4 separate regions of the Homo sapiens genome follow, and regions 1, 2 and 3 are each linked to region 4. A link is a contact called in ENCODE Hi-C or POLR2A ChIA-PET data. All regions are on one chromosome and are shown on one strand. Each heading gives the region's core, a stretch centred on a gene start or an enhancer-like site at or near the end of the contact. The rest is flanking DNA. Distances are from core to core; before and after follow the strand shown. Region 1 holds the start of RPL6 (ribosomal protein L6). Region 2 holds the start of ACAD10 (acyl-CoA dehydrogenase family member 10). Region 3 holds the start of CRY1 (cryptochrome circadian regulator 1). Region 4 holds the start of UBE3B (ubiquitin protein ligase E3B).

Region 1 (4,811 bases), core at 2,271-4,770, 2.9 Mb before region 4:
AGTAATTTTCTCTGTTCCTTGATGCATACGTACTCCATATCCCAATCCCCAGCAGTGTTAATGGTTTGGTGTATGTCTTTCCACACTTTATACATATACAAACACACAAACTCATCCCATACACAGGCTCACACACATACATAACACATATAAAGATATTTTTCTATTTATTTATTTATTTATTTATTTATTTATTTATTTGAGACAGAGTCTCACTGTGTGGCCCAGGCTGGAGTGCAGTGGCACAATCTCGGCTCACTGCAACCTCTGCCTCCCGGGTTCAAGTGATTCTCGTGCCTCAGCCTCCCAAGTAGCTGGAATTACAGGCATGCACCACCATGCCTGGCTAATTTTTGTATTTTTAGCAGAGATGGGGTTTCACCATGTTGGCCAGGCTTTAAAAGATTTACTGCCTAACAAACAAACAAAAAATACAGCTGAGGCAACATTGTGAGACCCTGTCTCTACAAAAAATGTAAAAAAATTAGCCAGGTATGGTGGTGTGCACTGTACTCCCAGCTACTCAGGGGGCTGAGGTGGGAGGATTGCTTGAACCCAGGAGGTCAAGGCTGCAGTGAGCCATGATCTCACCTTGCATTCCAGCCTGGGCGACAGAGCGAGACTCTGTCTCCAAAAAAAAAAAAAAATTAGGCTGGGCGAGGTGGCTCACGCCTGTAATCCCAGCACTTTGGGAGGCCGAGGTGAGCAGATCACCTGAGGTCAGGAGTTCAAAACCAGCCTGGCCAACATGGTGAAATCCTGTCTCCAATAAAAACACAAAAAATTGGCCGGGCAAGGTGGCTCAGGCCTGTAATCCCAGCACTTTGGGAGGTCGAGGCGGGCAGATCACGAGGTCAGGAGATCGAGACCATCCTGGCTAACACAGTGAAACCCCACCTCTACTAAAAATACAAAAAATTAGTCAGGCATGGTGGCGGGCGCCTGTAGTCCCAGCTACTCGGGAGGCTGAGGCAGGAGAATGGCGTGAACCCGGGAGGCGAAGGTTGCAGTGAGCCGAGATCATGCCACCGCGCTCCAGCCTGGGCAAAAGAGCAAGACTCTGTTTCAAAAAAAAAAATTAGCCAGGTGTGGTAGCGGGCACCTGTAATCCCAGCTACTCAAGAGGCTGAGGCAGGAGAATGGCTTGAACCCAGGAGGCAGAGGTTGCAGTGAGCCAAGATCACGGCACTGCACTCCAGCCTGGGCGACAGAGCAAGACTCCATCTCAGAAAAAAAAAAAAAAGATTAAGTGTCTGCAAAAATGTCTGCTTTGTGATTAAAGTGCTGCACAAATTTCAGAGAATTTTATATATGGCAAAACTAAACTTAATAAAAACATTTACTTTATAACTAACATGGTATTTTGCCCAACTAATGAATTGTAAATTTTGCAATACCGCAACAAAACACAAGAGGGGGTTCATCTACGTTTTTATTTTAATGACAGGTCATTCAACACATATTTTGGGGCGTTCACTAGGTGAAATTATCTGAGATTGCCAGCAATTTTGAGGGGCCCACGTAAGCAACTGTGCATCTCATTCATTCATTGTGGTACATTTTCTGCAGTTGAAGTTTCTAAGAGGTGCTTTGCTGAGGAAGCTAAACAAATAAAGCTGCTGACATTCCCATTCTCAAAAAAAAGGGCAGTGTTCATCTGATCATTGTATTTGTATCCTCAGTGAATCAGAACCAGAAAAAGGCTAAATGATTCCCAGAGACACAGCCATGAAGCAGGTGGTTTCGATCTGAAAAAATCAAGGTGAAAAGCTCTAGCAACCAGAAAGAAACGAATGGAGGAAAATGGAAAACGCAAGCTAGAAGGTATTACAAATGTGTACATGTTGGCTTAAGGGCTTTGAAGCAGTAAAGAACTATCACATATACTGTGTTGTGTATTTTGTAAAAGATAATAAATATTCTTATTTTTAATTCTAACATGAGCAAAACTCTCATGCATCTTCATTAATCATCTCTTTAATCTTGCAGCCTAATGGTTAAGAGTGCAATCTTTGGAATCAGATCTATGCTGTGAGCAAGTTACTTAATGTCCTTGAGACTCAGTTTCCTCATAATAGTATCATTCACAGGTTGTTGGGAGAATTAAATGAAATAAAGCAAGGCACATTGTATGCAATATTGCCTATTATCTCCCATGCATAAACTTTAGCAGAATACTTGACAACAACTAGGATGTTGATGATCAGATGATTGTAGTGGTGATGGTGACAATAACAAGAGCTAACAGTTCGCCAGGTGCGGTGGCTCACGCCTGTAATCCTAGCACTTTGGGAGGCTGAGGCGGGTGGATTACTTGAGGTCAGGAGTTCAAAACCAGCTTGGCCATCATGGTGAAACTCTGTCTCTACTAAAAATACAAAAAATTAGCTGGGCATGGTGGTGTGCGCCTGTAATCCCTGCTACTTGGGAGGCTGAGGCAGGAGAATCACTTGAACCCAGGAGGCAGAGGTTGCCGTGAGCCAAGATCGTGCCACCACACTCCAGCCTGGGTGACAGAGCGAGACTCCATCTCAAAAAAAAAAAAAAAAAAAAAAAAAAAAAAAAAAAAAGAGCTAACACTTATGTAGCATTTACCATCCATCAAATAATCAAATATGCTTCTCAGTACTGTTGTATATATTATTTAATGTTCCCAACATCCTTATGAAGTAAGTTACTATTGTTATCCTCACTTTAATTTTTTTTTACTTTTTTTAAGACAGAGTCTCATTCTGTAGGCCAGGCCGGAGGACGGGAATGAGAAAGGCCATGTACAAGAGGAAGTAGTCAGCCGCTAAATCCAAGGTAAGGGAAGAGGGGACCACTGACCTAATCTCAAGTGACAAGATTAGAGTTCACTGCACTGCAGCCCAGACCTCCAAGACTCAAGTGATCCTCCCGCCTTAGCCTCCCGAATAGCTGGGACTACAGGCACTAACAACCACACTCGGCTAATTTTTTTTCTTTTTTTCTTTTTTTTGTTGTTGTTATTGTTTTGAGACTGAGTCTGGCTCTATTTCCCAGGCTGGAGTGCGGTGGCACGCAGTGGCACGATCTTTGGAGTGCTGGGATTACAGGCGTGAGCCACCGTGTCCGGCCCTTTTTTTTTTTTTTTTCTTTTTTGAGAATCTTGCTCTGTTGCCTAGAGCGCAGTGTCGCGATCTTGGCTCACTGCAATCTCCACCTCCAGATTCAAGTGATTCTCCTGCCTCCGCGCCTCGACTGGCTGTCATTACAGACACGCACCACCCACGCCCGGCTACCTTTTGTATTTTTAGTAGAGACGGGATTTCACCATGTTGGCCAGGCTGGTCTCGAACTGCCAACCTCAGAGGATCCTCCTGCCTCGGCCTCCCAAAGGGCTGGGATTACAGGCGTGAGCCACCGCACCCGGCCTAGGATTTACTACTTTTTTCTTAACGGGGAAATACTACATTCCCCATGATGCCCCAGATCCGGAAGGAAGTGAGACTCGCACTTCCCATGATTGCTTATAGACCGGAAGCCGGGACCTTAATTCTCTTTCCCATCTTGCAAGGTAAGAATCGCGGGCCTGTCTGCAAGACTTGAGTTCAGGACTCCCAATCCTTCGCCATCCGAACCTGGAGGGCATCCAGTCGACACCTACAGGGGTCGGACATGTCCAAGGCTAACTGAGAGGCCTTCCAGACGCTTCATTTTTGTTGTTTGGGTTTGCGGCAGGGCACAAAGAGGGTGAGGTAGAATGCCGTAGTGGCTCCCTCCGGTTCTTCGCCACTCTCTTGGGCTGGGGGAACGAGGCCCTTTCGGGGACCCGTAGCAGACTGGTGGGTGTTAGAGGAAGCGGGGAGACGGCGCGTGCACTGTGTTCCTGGTCCTGGGTTCCAGAGGATGACACTGAGCCTGTCGCAGCCACGTTGGGGTTCCGCACTGAAGCCAAAAGGTTTCGCGTCTCCCAGCGTCCCCGACCGGAAGTCGCCTCTTGGTCTTTGCGATCTTTTTCTCTGGCTCAATTTGGGCTGATTCCGTTTGTGTCCGCAATTCCTAAATCGAGTTTCTTGAAAAGAGACACTGGTCTTAAGGGTTAAGACGAAAGGTACTGAAAGTAAGGGATTTCAAGTTCTGGTCTTGGTGCTTCTAACCTGTGGACACATTCTGCATCTAAGTTTTCTAATTCGCAAAACAGTAATAAAAAATAATGGTTGTACGGACTTCTGACCGCTCAGTATTTGGCAAAAAACCTAATAGGTGTGAGGTAGTTTCAAATTCTCAAAAAAAAAGTTTATAGTGTATTGGGGAGACAAACCCCAAATGAGTCATAGTGAAGGTTGGAGTAGAATGGGTAGAGTTTGAGAGGAAGGCCTGTATCTTACCGGGGGAGGGATTGTAGTCTGGGGAGCCCAGCCCATTCATGTACAGGTTCATTATTGTCTTGTTAGAGAGATGACTGGTGAAATGCCTTTTTTTATCTACAAAAAAATATTTTTAGATGGCGGGTGAAAAAGTTGAGAAGCCAGATACTAAAGAGAAGAAACCCGAAGCCAAGAAGGTTGATGCTGGTGGCAAGGTGAAAAAGGGTAACCTCAAAGCTAAAAAGCCCAAGAAGGGGAAGCCCCATTGCAGCCGCAACCCTGTCCTTGTCAGAGGAATTGGCAGGTATTCCCGATCTGCCATGTATTCCAGAAAGGCCATGTACAAGAGGAAGTACTCAGCCGCTAAATCCAAGGTAAGGGAAGAGGACCACGGACCATTATGTCTTAACCTTAATTGGCATTCTCTTACTGTTGATGCATTTGTGTCCTTGTAGGTTGAAAAGAAAAAGAAGGAGAAGG
Region 2 (4,776 bases), core at 1,169-3,668, 2.2 Mb before region 4:
TGTACATAGGTTATAAACAAATGCTACACCATTGTATATCAGGAACTTGAGCATCCACAGATTTTGGCATCTGCAGGGGGTCCTGCACCCATCTGCTGAGGATACCACCATGCAACGACAGTAATTGGAAATTTGCTGAATTTGGGGGCAATATTTGAAACTAAAAATGTCAAGGTTCATTTGCATTTTCAGTTTTACTTAACGTTCCTATGCCAAGGCCAATGTTTATGATAGAAAGAGAAATTTACTTACACACTTGTATATTTTGTGTGAGGGCTTAGTAGAGACGAAAAATGCCTTTGGGGGGGCCGGGCGCGGTGGCTCACGCCTGTCATCCCAGCACTTTGGGAGGCCGAAGTGGGCGGATCACAAGGTCAGGAGTTCGAGACAAGTCTGACCAACATGGTGAAACCCTATCTCTAAAAAAAAATACAAAAATCAGCTGGGTGCAGTGCTGTGTGCCTGTAGTCCCAGCTACTTGGGAGACTGAGGCAGGAAGCTTGAACCCAGGAAGCCGAGGTTGCAGTGAGCCGAGATGGCACCACTGCACTCCAGCCTGGGCGACAGAGTGAGACTCCGTCTCAAAATACAAAAAAAAAAAAAGGTTTGTTTGGTAAAGAGATAAAGAATGTTCGTTCTGGATTCAGATTGCCTGAATTTCAGTTCCAGCTCTGCCACTACTACCTGTGAAATCCTGAGCCAGTTACTCTTCCTCCAAGCCTCAGGTTACTCCTCTGTAGAACAGGGACATAGTACCAGTTTCATAAAGTTGTTGTGACCATTGCATGACACAAGGTATATGAAACACTCAAATTAGTACCTGGCACATGTTGAAATGTTATCTACTATAGTAATATACTAAAAAAGTTCACAAGAGGTCTCATAGGTTTTATGCATACAGTATGTGTGTATGGTTTATGCACTTTCACATAACCCTGTGATTCTTCAACAGGGTTATGTTTTCTAACCCCAAGGAGACATCTGGAAAGGTCCAGAGACATTATTGGTTGTCACCACCTGGGGAGAGGTGCTACTGACATCTAGTGGGTCAGGCCAGGGATGTTTCTAAACACTCTACAATGCTCAGGACACCCCGCCCCCTTGCCAAAAACAAAAAAGAATAATCAGGACCCAAAATGTTAATAGTGCAGAGTTGAGAAACCCTGATTTAAACAGGGCATATGGAAACGTATTTCATAGGATGTAGTCACAAGATCTATATACGCATGTATCTTGTGGTCATGTCATAGTCCAGATACACACACATCTAGAACGCACTATGTCCACACACACACACATCTAGAATGTACTATGTACTTACATATGTATCATTATACAATGTACCTAGAGTAGCATCCTGTCATGTATGTGTCCCATATGCATTGATTGTGTCAGTATCTACATACAAAAGCCACTCTGACATACTGGAAAGAATGCTGAGCCTCAGAAAAGCTAATGTTATCTCCATATACATAATTCCATTTCATCCTCACAACTGCATGAGGACATGATATCATGCCAACTTTATGCAATGACTATACTAGTTCAAGACTGCACAACTGCTGATGTAGGTCAACCTCATAGTACGGACAGGAACTGTGTTTATCTTATACGCCAACGTATCTCAAGCATCCCAAGGGTGTCTAGACTCTCAGTAAACATTTGTGAAGTGACAGGGTGGGGAGGAGGACCCCGGTCTAACTGCAGCACTATGCTCGTAACCAGCAGATCACCATCTTTTCTCTCTTTTTTTTGAGACGGAGTTTCGCTCTTGTTGCCCAGGCGGGAGTGCACTAGCACTATCTCGACTCACTGCAACCTCCGCCTCCCGGGTTCAAGCGATTCTCCTGTCTCAGCCTCCCAAGTAGCTTGGACTACAGACGCGCGCCACCAAGCCCGGCTAATTTTTTGTATGTTCAGTAGAGACGAGGTTTCACCATGTTGGCCAGGTTGGTCTCGAACTGCTGACCTGAGGTGATTCGCCCGCCTAAGCCTCTGGGCTGGGATTACAGGCGTGAGCCACCGCGCCCAGCCAGATCGCTATCTGAACAGCGATCGACTCTCCACTCTCTACGGCCCCTTAGAAGGAACTTCACCTCTCTGAGCCTCGTTGTACCTATCTGTAAAGTGGGACAGAAACAAAACCATCCAGACTAGGGTTAGAGACAGGAGTCAAACACAACAAAAGGGGCAAAGTTCTGCATAGCAGATAGCTCGGACAATTCGGAGACCTCGCGGAGCCAGGGATCCCGCGCCGTCAGCCGAGGTGGATTAGGACGAGGCCTCTGGAGCAAGCAGAGGTTAACTCGCGACTGTGCGAAAACCTGCAGCTCAGCCTAAGTGTGGCACCCCAGCGCAAGCAATCTCCACGACGTCCTTCCGCTCCGACCTCCTCAAAATTGCGTCCGGAAGAGCAGTGGGTGACCCCTGCCACGCCGCCCAATCGCTGTGCGCGGTCCTGCGCGCATGCGTAAACCGCAGGTCAGCGACGGCGGCCGGGAGGCGGAAGTGGAGGTTGTTGTGGCTCCGAGGGCTGTTCGAGGAGCTGCTGCTGCTGAGGCGGCGGCAACTGCATTGAGGTGGTGGCGGCGCTGCCGGCCCCGGGCCGCTCGGCCTCTCGGCTCGCCTTCCAGCCTCGCCTGAGCCCGCCGGGGCCCGCGCCGGCCAGCGCCTGCCCTATGAGTGTGTCACTGGTTGTTATCCGATTGGAGCTCGCGGAACACTCGCCTGTCCCCGCCGGCTTCGGCTTCAGCGCCGCGGGTGAGTCCCGCGGCCTCGCCGCATTCCCTGTAGCCGGGTCTGGGCCCGGAGGGCTTCCCTTCCCAAAGCACTGGCCCGGGAAAAGCCCGCGGCGAGGGCTGTTGCCCAGGAAGACACGGAGAGGTAATCGGGATCCCTCTCTTTCCCATCCGCCTTTGAGAGGCCTTCCCGTTTGTTATCTCAGGGAAGCCCTGCCCCGAACCTCCCTCCCTGTGCCGTCTGAGGGCATTTAGTTTATACCTGGCGCGTCTCCCTCTCGAGATAGTCGAGTGGTGTGTTTGTCTCACTTGCTTCCCTATGGGCTTCGTAAAGGCAGGGACTGGGTCCCCAGCAACGCTGGACGGTCCCTGGGTTAATTAAATTGTTCCCTTTTGGAACGATATCCATTGAAGTGCCCCCTAACCATAGTCATAACTAAAATTTGGACACTTCCTATATCCCAGCACTGTACTAAGCACCTTTTGTGTATTGTATTCTTTAATTATCTTTGCAACAGCCCTAAGAGGCAGATGGATGTGACATGTACCTCTTACACATTGGGAAACTGAAGCTTAGTGATTAATTGATTTGCCCAAGGTTATCTGTAATGGGTGAAACTGGGATTCTAACTCAGTGAGCTGGACTTGAGTCTGAGCTTTTTACACCATTAACACAAGTGAGGAAGCTCCTTAGTGGGGAATGCAGCTCTGGCTCTGTTCCTTGGTCCTCAGATAATTAACTAACATTCATTCAAGAAATACTTGGCCGGGCGCGGTGGCTCACGCCTGTAATCCTCACACTTTGGGAGGCCGAGGCGGGCGGGTCACCTGAGGTTGAGAGTTCAAGACCAGCCTGGCCAACATGGTGAAACCCTGTCTGTACTAAAAATACAAAAATTAGCTGGGCGTGGTGACAGGTGCCTGTAATCCCAGCTACTGGGGAGGCTGAGGCAGGAGAATCGCTTGAACCCGGGAGGTGGAGGTTGCGGTGAGCCAAGATTGTGGCACTGCACTCCAGCCTGGGCGACAAGAGATAAAGTCCATTTCAAAAAAAAAAACAAAAAAAAAACTTATGCTCATATCTGCTGGAGCCTTCCTTGTGTGCTGAATCAGACAGCGTCTCTGTTTTAATGGCACCAGCAGTATCATGGAGGAAACAGATGAATTAAATAAGTGCAGAATATGTGTAGAATTACAACTGTGGTAAGTGCTGTGAAGGAAAGGAGAAACAATTTGGGAAAGTATTACAAGAAGATGTGTTTGGTTTGGAGAGAGGGATGGGGGCAGGTAGGGATGGTGTCATTGGGAACTTCCTGAGGACGTGACCTTTGAAGCTGCAAATTAAAGATTGAATATGACTTTATAGCTTATGAGCACCTTTCCAAAGGCTAAAAGTGGCTTCTGAGTTCTGAGAGTCAGCTAAATTGATATTAGCCGCATATAGACATCTGCATGGGTCAGTCATGTAGTCATTTATTCATCAAACATTTAGAGGGCTTCCTCTGTGTGCTCGGCACTGTGGTATAAGGGCTGGGAATACAGTGGTGGGCAAAACAGGCCTTGTCCCTGCCCTGACAGAGCATGTATTAGGGATATTTCAGTTAAGTCTCCAAATTCCGTTTCCCTTTTCATGTGTTTCATTGATTTAAGACAGTAATCACAGATGTTCATGGCTTGGTTCATGGCATGAGCATAAGCCAGGATGTTTAAGACTACCCCTACAAGTTTTTGAAATTTTGTTTTTTTAATGGACTTGATAGCTTCATTTTGGGCTGAACACAATTTCATTTTATCAGGTGTTACTAAAATGTTAGCTCATCTGGGCATGATCACTGTTGCATCTTCTCTAAGGCTCCCTCTTTGGCGATTTGCTTTAAAGTGCATGATTTTGGGCCAGGCGCAGTGGCTCAAACCTGTAATTCCAGCGCTTTGGGAGGTCAAGGCGGGTGGATCACTTTGAGGCCAGGAGTTCGAGACCAGCCTGTCCAACATGGTGAAGCCCCATCTCTACTGAAAGTACAAAAATTAGCTGGGCGTG
Region 3 (4,758 bases), core at 1,312-3,811, 2.4 Mb after region 4:
TCCAACCTCTGCCTGTTACCCAGTTCCAAAGGTGCTTCCATATTTTTGGGTATCCTTATAGCAGCACCTCCCAGTAGCAATTTACTATATTAGTCTGTTCTCATGCTGCTAATAAAGACACACTCAAGACTGGGTAATTTATAAAGGAAAGAAGTTTAATTGACTCACTGTTCAGCATGGCTGGGGAGGCCTCAGAAAACTGATCATCATGCTAGAAGGGGAAGCCAACACAACCTTCTTCACATAGAGGCAGGAAGGAGAAGTGCTAAGCAAAAGGGGGAAAAGCCCCCTATAAAACCATCAGATCTTGTGAGAACTCACTCACTATCATGAGAACAGCATGAAGGTAACTGCCCCCATGATTAAATTACCTCCTACCGGGTCCCTCCTACAACACGTGTGGATTATGGGAACTACAATTGAAGATGAGATTTGTGTGGGGACACAGCCAAACCATATCATTCATATATATAATTTTAAAAGTATTCTTACAGAACCAAAGAAAGGCTGATATATACTTCTTGTGGCAACAGAAGCAGAAGTAGGGAAGACTATTCAGACAGATTGGCTCTCTAGAGTATTGAATTTACTTTATTGCTGCACTAGTTTGCTAGGGCTGCTGTAAAAAAGCACCACAAATTGGGAGGCTTAGAACAATAGGAACTAACTGTCTCGCAGTTCTAGAGGCCAGAAGTTCAAAATCAAGGTGTCAGCAGTGCGACAGTCCTGTGAAGGTGCTAAGAAAGGATCTGTTCCAGGTCTTTCTCCTAGCTTCCAGTAGTTCCTTGGCTTGTGGCAGCACAGTTCCAATCTTTACATGGTATTTTCCCTGTATGTATATGTATTTCTGTGTCTAAATTTCTCCACTATATGAGGCCACCAATCACACTGGATTAGGGTGCACCCTAATGACCTCATCTTAACTTGAGCATGTACAAAGACCTTATTTCCAAATAAGGCCACATTTATAGTCATTGAGAGTTATATGATTTTGGGGACACACAATTCAACCAATAAGAATTGCCATCTCCTTCTTTCTTTTAACTTTGCCAAACACACTGGTGGCCAACAGCACTCACTCACTCACTCATTCATTCATTAAATAAGCATTTGCCTATGTCAGGCTCTGTTCTGGTGTTGATGCAAAAAATAAAAACAAAAGAAAACTGAATACAGACCCAGTCCTTGAGAAATCACACTTCAGAGGGAATCAGAGGCACATTATTATGATAATAAGTACTATTACTGAGTTGGTATTGCTAGGAATGGGCACTTTTCAACTAATTTTCACGGTAGTGTGAAAAGTGATGTAACAGAAACATACTTGGAGAACCCAGGGAGGTCCTAAATTTGCCCTAGGGATCAGGAATACTTTCAGAAATTAGTTATTATTTCATCTGAGTCTAAAGGGATGCGTAGAAATATCCTAGGTAGCTCAAAGGTGGTAATATTGAGTACTGGATTCCAAAGAAGAGTATTTTATAGAGGAAAAAACAGCAAAGGTTAAGAGACAAATTGTAAACCCCAGGAGGGGTGGGGTTTTAGTCTGTTTTATTAAGTATCTCCTGTATCTCTAGTGCTTTGAACAGTGCCTAGTTCATTCAAAAAGTAATCATTGAATGAATTTAAGGGCATCATATATCTAAGGGATGCCATGGCCTGCAGTTCACTGTCGCTGGAAAAGTAGACAAACGTCCAGTTTCAAAGAGACCGGTAAACTACATTAAATGTAAGAGACGAGGGGTGAAAGGTTGATGATATATATCGCTAGTATTAAAAAAATTCCAGGAAGTCCAGGAATGCCTGGCATCCGTCCTGCCAATTACCCTTTTCCCCAGAGTATGTACAAGGGGGAGGAGGCACCCAAGGGCCAGGAGAGTGGAGGGGCACAGCTCCACAATCTCCAAAGTAGGGTTCTCTGGCCAAAGCAGGATTGAAGCACATGGTTTGGACTTGAAATGTACGTGGAGCCTCCCACTCTCCTCCTTCCACTCCATCCTCCCCTCACTCTCCGCCCGACTCCACCACTGGCTCCTGAAGGAAACCGGACAATTTCCAGGCCCTCCCCAAATCCCACGGGAGGAATCGCCGAGCGCGCTCCTGCCCGCCGGCCCCGCCCCCTTACCCTCTGGAACGCAGCGAGAGCGCACGCGCGCCTAACGGAGCAGCGCGCGCGCCCGCAAGCTCCCCGCATCCCCGTGCTCATCCGGGTCTCAGCGAGCCTCGGCCAATGGTGGCCGCTCATGGCCCTTGGGGGCGGGGCTAAGCCTTCCCTCACAAGGGGCCTGTGGTCAACGCGATTTGCTTCCAAGGGACGGCCACCAGTCGGCACAGGAAAGGGGCAGAGGCAGTGAGTTCAGCGTGTGGACGAGGGTCAACAAGTTTGGGATCAAGCGGCTGCCGCTCCTCCAAAAGCGACCGAAGCGCGAGCAGATTACCCCTCCGAGCCAGTGTAGTAAACACACTTCAGAAACGTGAGGTGCCGGTGGTCACGAGGGGAGCGCGCCCTCCAATGAGGAGCCGGGGGCGGGGCCGAGGCCGCTGACGCGGCGGCGGCGGCAGAGTCACCCGGGCAGCCTCGGGACCGGTCACCGGCCGGCAACCGTCCAGCGGCCTCGACCACCGCCTCTAGCCTCCGTTCCCGGTCCTTTCTCCCGGGCCGAGAGACAGCGTCGCCGACAGGGGCTCATTCCCCTCCGGTTCTCCTCGGTGACTCACCTCGGGCGGGCCGTTTTGTCTTTAGGGGCCGCCTTGGTGGGGCGAGGTTTCCGTGACGAATCTCCTGGGGCCGTCCGTGCCGGCTCGGGCCGTCGTGGCGGCTCGAGCTCCTGGAACTTGCTCAGGCTCCGGAGGTCCGAGGCCCTCGAAGTTATGCGTCGCCTCCAGGCGGTTGCGGCGGGCGCGGGCTCCTAAAGGGCGTCACACCCGGACTCCGCCGACTAGGCAACCTCCATTCATCTTTCCACTGCGCCTCCGGCGCCCCCGCCTTCTCCGGTCCCCTCCTCGGAGTCATTTTTTCCTGTTCCCCCTCTGCCGCCCTTTCCTCACGCCCCGGGTGAGGCAATTCTCTTGGAAGCGAAGGTGTCGGCTATGAGCCGGAGCCTCCTTCCTTGAATTTCTCCGTGGAGGACCCGCCGCGCCCCCCGGCATGGGGGTGAACGCCGTGCACTGGTTCCGAAAGGGGCTCCGGCTCCACGACAACCCCGCCCTGAAGGAGTGCATTCAGGGCGCCGACACCATCCGCTGCGTCTACATCCTGGACCCCTGGTTCGCCGGCTCCTCCAATGTGGGCATCAACAGGTGGCGGTGAGTCACAAGCCCGTGGGAAATGGATTTGGGTGTTTAATGAGTCTGATGTTAATGAATTCCATGCGATCCGCCAAATCTGTGAATTTAGACGTGGGACTGTCTTGCTTATACCGCTTACGAATTTTAGGTGCCCTAAGTATTAAATAGAATTGACTTAATACTTCTCTGGCCAAAGAGTACTGACGACCTGAAACACTCGGTCTTCATCAGTGAGTTATGTGTCTTTCTGTGCTAACTGGAGCTCCTCCCCTGAATTTGTGGAGAATTCTTAGTGCTGGAGTTAAAGAAACACCTTTCCTGTCCTTAGTGGCCATTGTATATGGATTCCCTTGGCCTTTTTGTGGCATTCGGAAGGATTGTGATGTTTCCTGTTTACGTTTGTGTCTAGGTAACTCATAGTATGGAGAAAAATCATTCATTCAGTACAGCAGGCTCCAGATCCAGTGTTCTTCCACCTTGAGGTTACTGTGGGAAAAGCAAGGGAAACAGCATTATCTGGTTTCTCTGCTCGGTTCTTTTTCTCAACTCCTCCTTGTGGTTGCCGAGACAAAGCACAGTTTTTCTTTCTAGGCAAGTTGTAGTCCTTCTAGGGATCAGAGCACTGAAAGAAATCTTAGAGATGCTTTATGATCTTTTCCTGAAACACCAGGCTACATGATTGTTAGGCCCCCTGGTGGAAATAAAAGCATAGCTCAACAGATAGACTCTTGATCACTTAGCATGTGCCAGGCACTGATTTAAATGCTAGGGATATAGCAGTGAGTGAAAGACAGAAAGTCATGTCTTCAAGCAGAAAGTAAAATATGTAGTATTTTAGGTGGTGATAAGTATTGTGGAAAAAAATAGAGCAGAGTAAAGGGATAAAGAATACAAGGGTAGGGATGGGGTTGCAATTTTAAGTATGATCGGGGGAAAAGTCACAGAGAAGGTGACACTTGAGCAGACCTGAAGGAGGTGGTGGGATGCAGATATCTAAGGGAAGACCATTCCAGGCAAAGGGAAGAGTAAGGGAAAAGGCAGAAATATGCTTGACCTTTGGAAGGAACAGCAGAAGAATCCAGTATGTCTGGAGCAGAATAAGTGAGGGAAAAATAGTAGACGATGAGGTCAGAGTTGACTTAGGGCCAGATTGAAGAGAGCCTTATAAGCAGTTTTCAAGATTTGGGTTTTTACTTAGTGAAATGGGAATAACTGCAGGATTATGAGCAGAGAAGTAATGTGATCTGACATAAGTTTGGAAAAGAATTTTTCTGCTTGTGGTTCTGAATTGGGGAGTGGAGGTGGACAAGAAGCAGGAAGTCCAATTAAGAAGCTGTTGGCATTCATCCAGGTGAGAGATGATAACGGCTTGAATCATAGTAATAATCGTGGACGTGGTGAGAAATAAACAGATGCTGGTTATATTCTGAAGGCAAAATACAGGGTATTTGTTGGCAGATTGGATATGTA
Region 4 (4,928 bases), core at 2,179-4,678:
GCGATATTGGCTCACTGCAAGCTCCGCCTCCCGGGTTCATGCCATTCTCCTGCCTCAGCGTGTTTGACATTTTTAATGATAATGGAAAAACGTTTATGCCTTAGAAGTGAATAAAGGGCTGCCTGTGGACCAATAAGACCCCAATTACCTAAAGAAAAATGTACACACACACAGATACAAAACTAGCATGAACTATACCAACATGTTACCAGTGGCTGTTTTGAGGTACTGAAATTGCGGGAAATTTTTCTTAATTGGTCTGTATTTTCTAAATTTTCCACAGCATGCACATGGTGAAGCAGCACTGCACAGTGAGGGGCACACGGGCTTTGGGAGTCACACAGAGTTGGAGCCAGTCCCTAGCTCTGCCACATACTATAGGGAGAATGTCTAAGTCTTTTTTTTTTTTTTAAGGCAGGGTCTCGCTCTGTCATCCAAGCTGGAGTGCAGTGGTGCAATCATGGTTCATTGCAGCTTCTACCTCCCAGGCTCAAGCGATTCTCCCACCTCAGCTTCTCAAGTAGCTGGGACCACAGGTACATACCACCACATCTGGCTAGTTTTTAAATTTTTTGTAGAGGTGGGGTCTCGCTATATTGCCCAGGTTGGTGGTCTCAAACTCCTGGGCTCAAGAGATCCTCCTGCCTTGGCCTCCCAAAATGTTAGGATTACAGGTATGAGCCACCACACTGGGCCCTGAGTCTTTCCATCTTCATCTATTAATTGGCTTAGAGGTTGATAATGAGGACTAAATGTGATGATGCTTATCAGGTACCTATGGAGGTACTTGAGTGCACATTGTAGAGTGTATAGTCAGGAAGTCTAACTGGTGTATTATTTTTATAGACACAAGGATTAAAAAAAAAAAAAAACTCTTCAGCAGAGGCTCCCACCTGGACAGTTACTAAGGTTCTCTGGGTAGGAAATAATGCTGGCAGTCTGACATTTCTCACCCATTAACTTTTTTCCTATCTTAAATGCACTAAGATTCACCAGTCCTGTCCCTTGGGCTATGAACTCCTGGCCCTGTTGTTTAGAGTGAGTAACAGATTCAAGCTCCTCAGGACTGCAAAAGAGCAGGGCCCAAGCCACAAGCACAATGATATGCTCCCTCCATGACATGCAGACAGTGCCTCAATGGCAGAGGGTCCATGGAATTAGAAGGGGAAGAGGGAGCCTCTTCCCAAAAGAAAAACAAAGTTGCATGCAAACTGTACCTAAGCACTGTAAGACGATCTTAAAACTTTCACTTCTCCCAGGGGCCCTCCCAGAATAAGAAATTACTCTTATCCCCTTCCTTGAGATTATTATCCCTTCAGCAATGTTATTGGTTGATTTCTGTTCATATCATATAATAGCCTACACTTTACAGTTTTTCTCATCCTTTCCTATATACCTTCTCCACCTGCACAGTGTATACTATAGTTCGTCAATTAATAAAACACACAATCAAGTGTTTATTAAGTACTTATTTTGCTAAATGCCATGGAGAACCAAAGAAAAGGCTGTGCGCAGCAGAAAAAGTCTTGCATCAGAGAAAGCGGGCCTTGGTTCTTTTTAGTACTCCTTCTATCCGACATTTGGCCAAGTTACTTATCCTCTCTAGGCCTCAGTTTCCTTATGTGTAAATCGAGGGTAATAATAGTGTCTATGTCCTAGGGTTGCTGAAAGGATTAAATGCAACATTTATCCTTCTTGTACCTCAATTTAGTCATCACAACATTGTGATTAGGATTAAATGGGAAAATATTAATATAGGATATCTAAAAGCATGTAGCATGTAAGTGAGCTTTATTGTATTGTCCTTAAGAAGCTTGCAATCTAGTTAGGGAAACAAGAATCATATAGGTAGAAAGATTAGAAAATAAGAGGTTGGTGATAACCAAGATCATTTAAAAAAGTAAATGAGTGCCCATTATGTGTCAAGTCCTTTATAAGTGATCTCATCTAATAAGGAGAGGAGTCCTATGAGAAGATCATTCATGATCTCATCTACTCCAGTCTAGACCATTAGTATGTGGCAGAGTCAAGGCTGTAATAACTAAGAGGCAGGATTCAGACTCTTGTCTTACCTCTATATTTCCAAAGCTGAAGCATCATAAATACCAACTGCTGACTAAGCCAAGAGGATTGTCCCTGTGCAGTAGGAAAAGCTGGGCCACCAGGTTTAATGACCACCACCACTTGTTCTGGGCAGACGGTGTATCAGACACTGCACAGATTATTTAACCAACTTGTCTTTTCAACAGCTCTATCAGTTCTCGATAATCTTTGTTTTTTTGAGACGGAGTCTCACTTTGTTGCCCAGGCTGGAGTGCAGCGGCGCGAACTCTGCTCACTGCAACCTCCGCCTCCCAGGTTCAAGTGATTCTCCTGCTTCAGCCTCCCAAGTCGCTGGGATTAAAGGCGCCCGCCACCACGCCCGGCTAATTTTTGTATTTTTAGTAGAGATGCGGTTTCACCATGTTGGCCACGCTGGTCTTGAACTTCTGACCTCAGGTGATCCGCCCGCCTCGGCCTCCCAAAGTGCTAGGATTACAGGCGTGAGCCACCGTGGCCAGCCTCAATAATCTAATTTTTATTTAAAGAATAGGAAACACGACTTAAAGAGACTATTCATATTAACAGCTACTATTTATTGAAAGCTACAGCCTATCTAAGGTGGATGCTTTTGAATCTGAATCCATGTATATCCAAAACAGTTATTTATCACTAAGTAAAACAAACAAGATCCAGGGCTCCCCCGTTCACAGAATGGCCAAGCAAAGAGAAGTTGAGAGTGCAAGATTGCCTGTGGGGGCTAAGCTGGAGTTAAATTACGATCAAGTTTTTCTTTATTCAGAACTAGGTGTCAGGCACGGTACTAAAACGTATTCACACCCTCTGTGAAACCTGCTAATTACTCCATTTACACAGAAGGAAACTGAGGCTCAGAGAGGTGAGGGAACTCACCCAAGGTCACACAGCGAGCGAACAGTATTCGAACTCCAGTTTAGGTGAGTCCTGGGGCCCAGAGTCTTTCCTCGGCATCAACAACCACAGGAACAAATCACCCAGCATTAGTCCGTTTATAAAGGCCTACCGTCCCCAAAGTGAAAAGAGGTGGAAAGGGCCGCGGAAAGAGCCCCTGGAGCACACACGCCAGATCCCAGCACTTGTTCCTCCGACCTGGCCAGGCAGGGACTGTGCCCTAGAGCCAACTCCCTCAAAGTCCCCAGCCCCACCACTCGGAGGACTGACGACCCAGTTCTCCCGCAGGCCGGACCGCAGGCCCTACCGGCCTACCCGCAGGCCGACCTTTATTCGCCGGAGGTCCCCGCACTTGGGGTCGGGGCCGCAGCTGCCACTGTCTCAGCCCAAAACACCCGAGTTCTGCCAGACCCGGGGCAGCAGCCGACGCACTACCGCCATCTTGCCCCGCGGTGTTCGCTTTCAGAACCCCGCCAGGAAGCAAGCATCCAGTTCCGGAAAATGACAGTTCCGCAGAGCTTCTTCGCCCGGGAAGGAAAACTTCCCCACACCTTGCCTCCCCTCTGGCAGCTGAAATAGCGGAGGTGGGATAAATGCCCTCCCCAGCCGAGAAAAGCTGGAACCCACTCCGGCCGGGGAGGCTGGAAAGAAAACTGGCCCCTAGGCGCACAACGGACGGCTTAAGACGTTGCCCTCTGCGGGGCGGAAGTGGGGTGCGGACAGCGGAAGTTATCGCTCCGGCCCCGCCTCCGCCCCCGGCTGGCGTGAGCTGGGTGTTTCCTGCCTCTCTCAGTCCGGGTTTGGAGACTCCTGCGTCCTCCGACTTTTCATGGTAGGGAGGGCGGTGCCCATGGACTAGGGGTTGAGGGCGGCCGAGGGAGCTGGGCAGCAGCAGAGTATAAGAAGGGACCGAGAGGAGGGGGTGTGATGAGGGGCAGTCACGATAGTGGAGAGGCATTTGGGGGATTGGTTAGGGGAAAGGCCCGGGGTGGGGGAAGGGCTTTGGGTGGAGAATTAGGGGCGGGGGTGGTGGTAGGGAGGCTCCCTGGCGGTTAGGAATCCGGGAAGCACATTTGGGCTTGCGGAGTAGATACGTGTGTGCGTGAGGAAGGGGTGTCTCCAAGTGAGTCCTGAGTGCTGGTTGGAGATGGGAGTTGGTGATTGCGAGGAGAACAAAGAGATATCAATTGAAAACGGACATTTGGGGGTGGAAAATGAGGATTTGGAGGATTATGAAGGAGAATGAATGGGCAGGTTATGAGAAGGTGAGGTAGGATTCCTTGGGGCGGAGCGTTTGGCGTTTTGGAGGTTGTGGCTGGAGTCGCTGAGTTTCCAGGAAGTGGGGAAGGGGCTCCCAGGTGCGTCTGAACACACGGCCCAGTGAGGGAAAGAAATCGAGAGAGCCCAGCAGGCTGATGTGCGTTCAGTGCTTGGAATCCTGGGGAGAGATGCCAGGGGCCTGAGGTTAGGATACCTGCGCCACGGAGTTCAGTGCCTCAGCTGGCGCCTGGGTACCTATCTGTAACTTCCATTGAGGCCAGAGGTGACCACGCCTAAGGAGCGGAGGATGTTTCAAGATCTGTCTCTCAGCTGTGGGGTTTGTCTGCTTGGGATCCTCAAGGGTCTGTTCCCTGAGTAGCTCATTGTCCCTGGGTAGAGATGACCAAAGATTGGCCCAGATCTTCTTTCTACTTGCTTGCTTGTTTGTCACGTCCCTGGAAAGTGCAGTCTTAAGGGAAAATCAGTCCCAGTGACGCTGCTGAAGAAAAGTCAGTTATCCTGTAGCTGACGTTGACTAGTCCGCTCCATTTTGTGCAAAATAAGGACCAGCGGATGGGAAGAAGGCAGCATAAACCAGTGGTTCTCAAACTCTGGTCCCACCAGCAGCAACACCTGGTAACTTATTCAAAATGGCTGAAATTTCAAGCCCTGTCAGAGACTACTGAATCAGACATTCT

Evidence for each region. Hi-C counts contacts between places; a loop is a spot of excess contacts on that map. ChIA-PET counts read pairs that join two places held with the same protein, here RNA polymerase II (POLR2A). Pooled maps may share reads with other maps.
Region 1: a map of CD4-positive, alpha-beta T cell shows a loop between it and region 4 (11-fold over the local background). The contact joins the promoter of RPL6 here to the promoter of UBE3B in region 4. A Hi-C loop is called at or near these places in 1 of 168 maps with a recorded cell type or tissue (CD4-positive, alpha-beta T cell) and 5 of 50 pooled maps. POLR2A ChIA-PET finds 5 or more read pairs at or near these places in 2 of 52 experiments (AG04449 and BJ).
Region 2: a map of CD8-positive, alpha-beta T cell shows a loop between it and region 4 (4-fold over the local background). The contact joins the promoter of ACAD10 here to the promoter of UBE3B in region 4. A Hi-C loop is called at or near these places in 1 of 168 maps with a recorded cell type or tissue (CD8-positive, alpha-beta T cell), 1 of 37 single-sample maps with no recorded cell type and 4 of 50 pooled maps.
Region 3: a map of CD8-positive, alpha-beta T cell shows a loop between it and region 4 (18-fold over the local background). The contact joins the promoter of CRY1 here to the promoter of UBE3B in region 4. A Hi-C loop is called at or near these places in 1 of 168 maps with a recorded cell type or tissue (CD8-positive, alpha-beta T cell) and 7 of 50 pooled maps.

The regions. Positions count from the first base shown.
Region 1 is chr12:112,408,314-112,413,124 of GRCh38, reverse strand. RPL6 (ribosomal protein L6) reads left to right here and starts at 3,520. Exons shown (of 7, transcript NM_000970.6): 1 at 3,520-3,538; 2 at 4,469-4,705; 3 at 4,787-4,811. The coding sequence starts at 4,469. RefSeq lists an enhancer at 3,710-3,889.
Region 2 is chr12:111,683,695-111,688,470 of GRCh38, reverse strand. ACAD10 (acyl-CoA dehydrogenase family member 10) reads right to left here and starts at 2,418. Exons shown (of 21, transcript NM_025247.6): 1 at 2,232-2,418. It overlaps BRAP (BRCA1 associated protein), which reads left to right and starts at 2,515. Exons shown (of 12, transcript NM_006768.5): 1 at 2,515-2,760. The coding sequence starts at 2,679. RefSeq lists a silencer at 2,643-2,742 and enhancers at 2,087-2,788, 2,789-3,490, 3,491-4,192.
Region 3 is chr12:107,091,352-107,096,109 of GRCh38, reverse strand. CRY1 (cryptochrome circadian regulator 1) reads left to right here and starts at 2,561. Exons shown (of 13, transcript NM_004075.5): 1 at 2,561-3,306. The coding sequence starts at 3,149. RefSeq lists silencers at 2,090-2,169, 2,500-2,729 and an enhancer at 2,270-2,419.
Region 4 is chr12:109,476,134-109,481,061 of GRCh38, reverse strand. UBE3B (ubiquitin protein ligase E3B) reads right to left here and starts at 3,428. Exons shown (of 28, transcript NM_130466.4): 1 at 2,953-3,428. KCTD10 (potassium channel tetramerization domain containing 10) reads left to right here and starts at 3,762. Exons shown (of 7, transcript NM_031954.5): 1 at 3,762-3,802. The coding sequence starts at 3,800. RefSeq lists enhancers at 3,516-3,605, 4,114-4,849.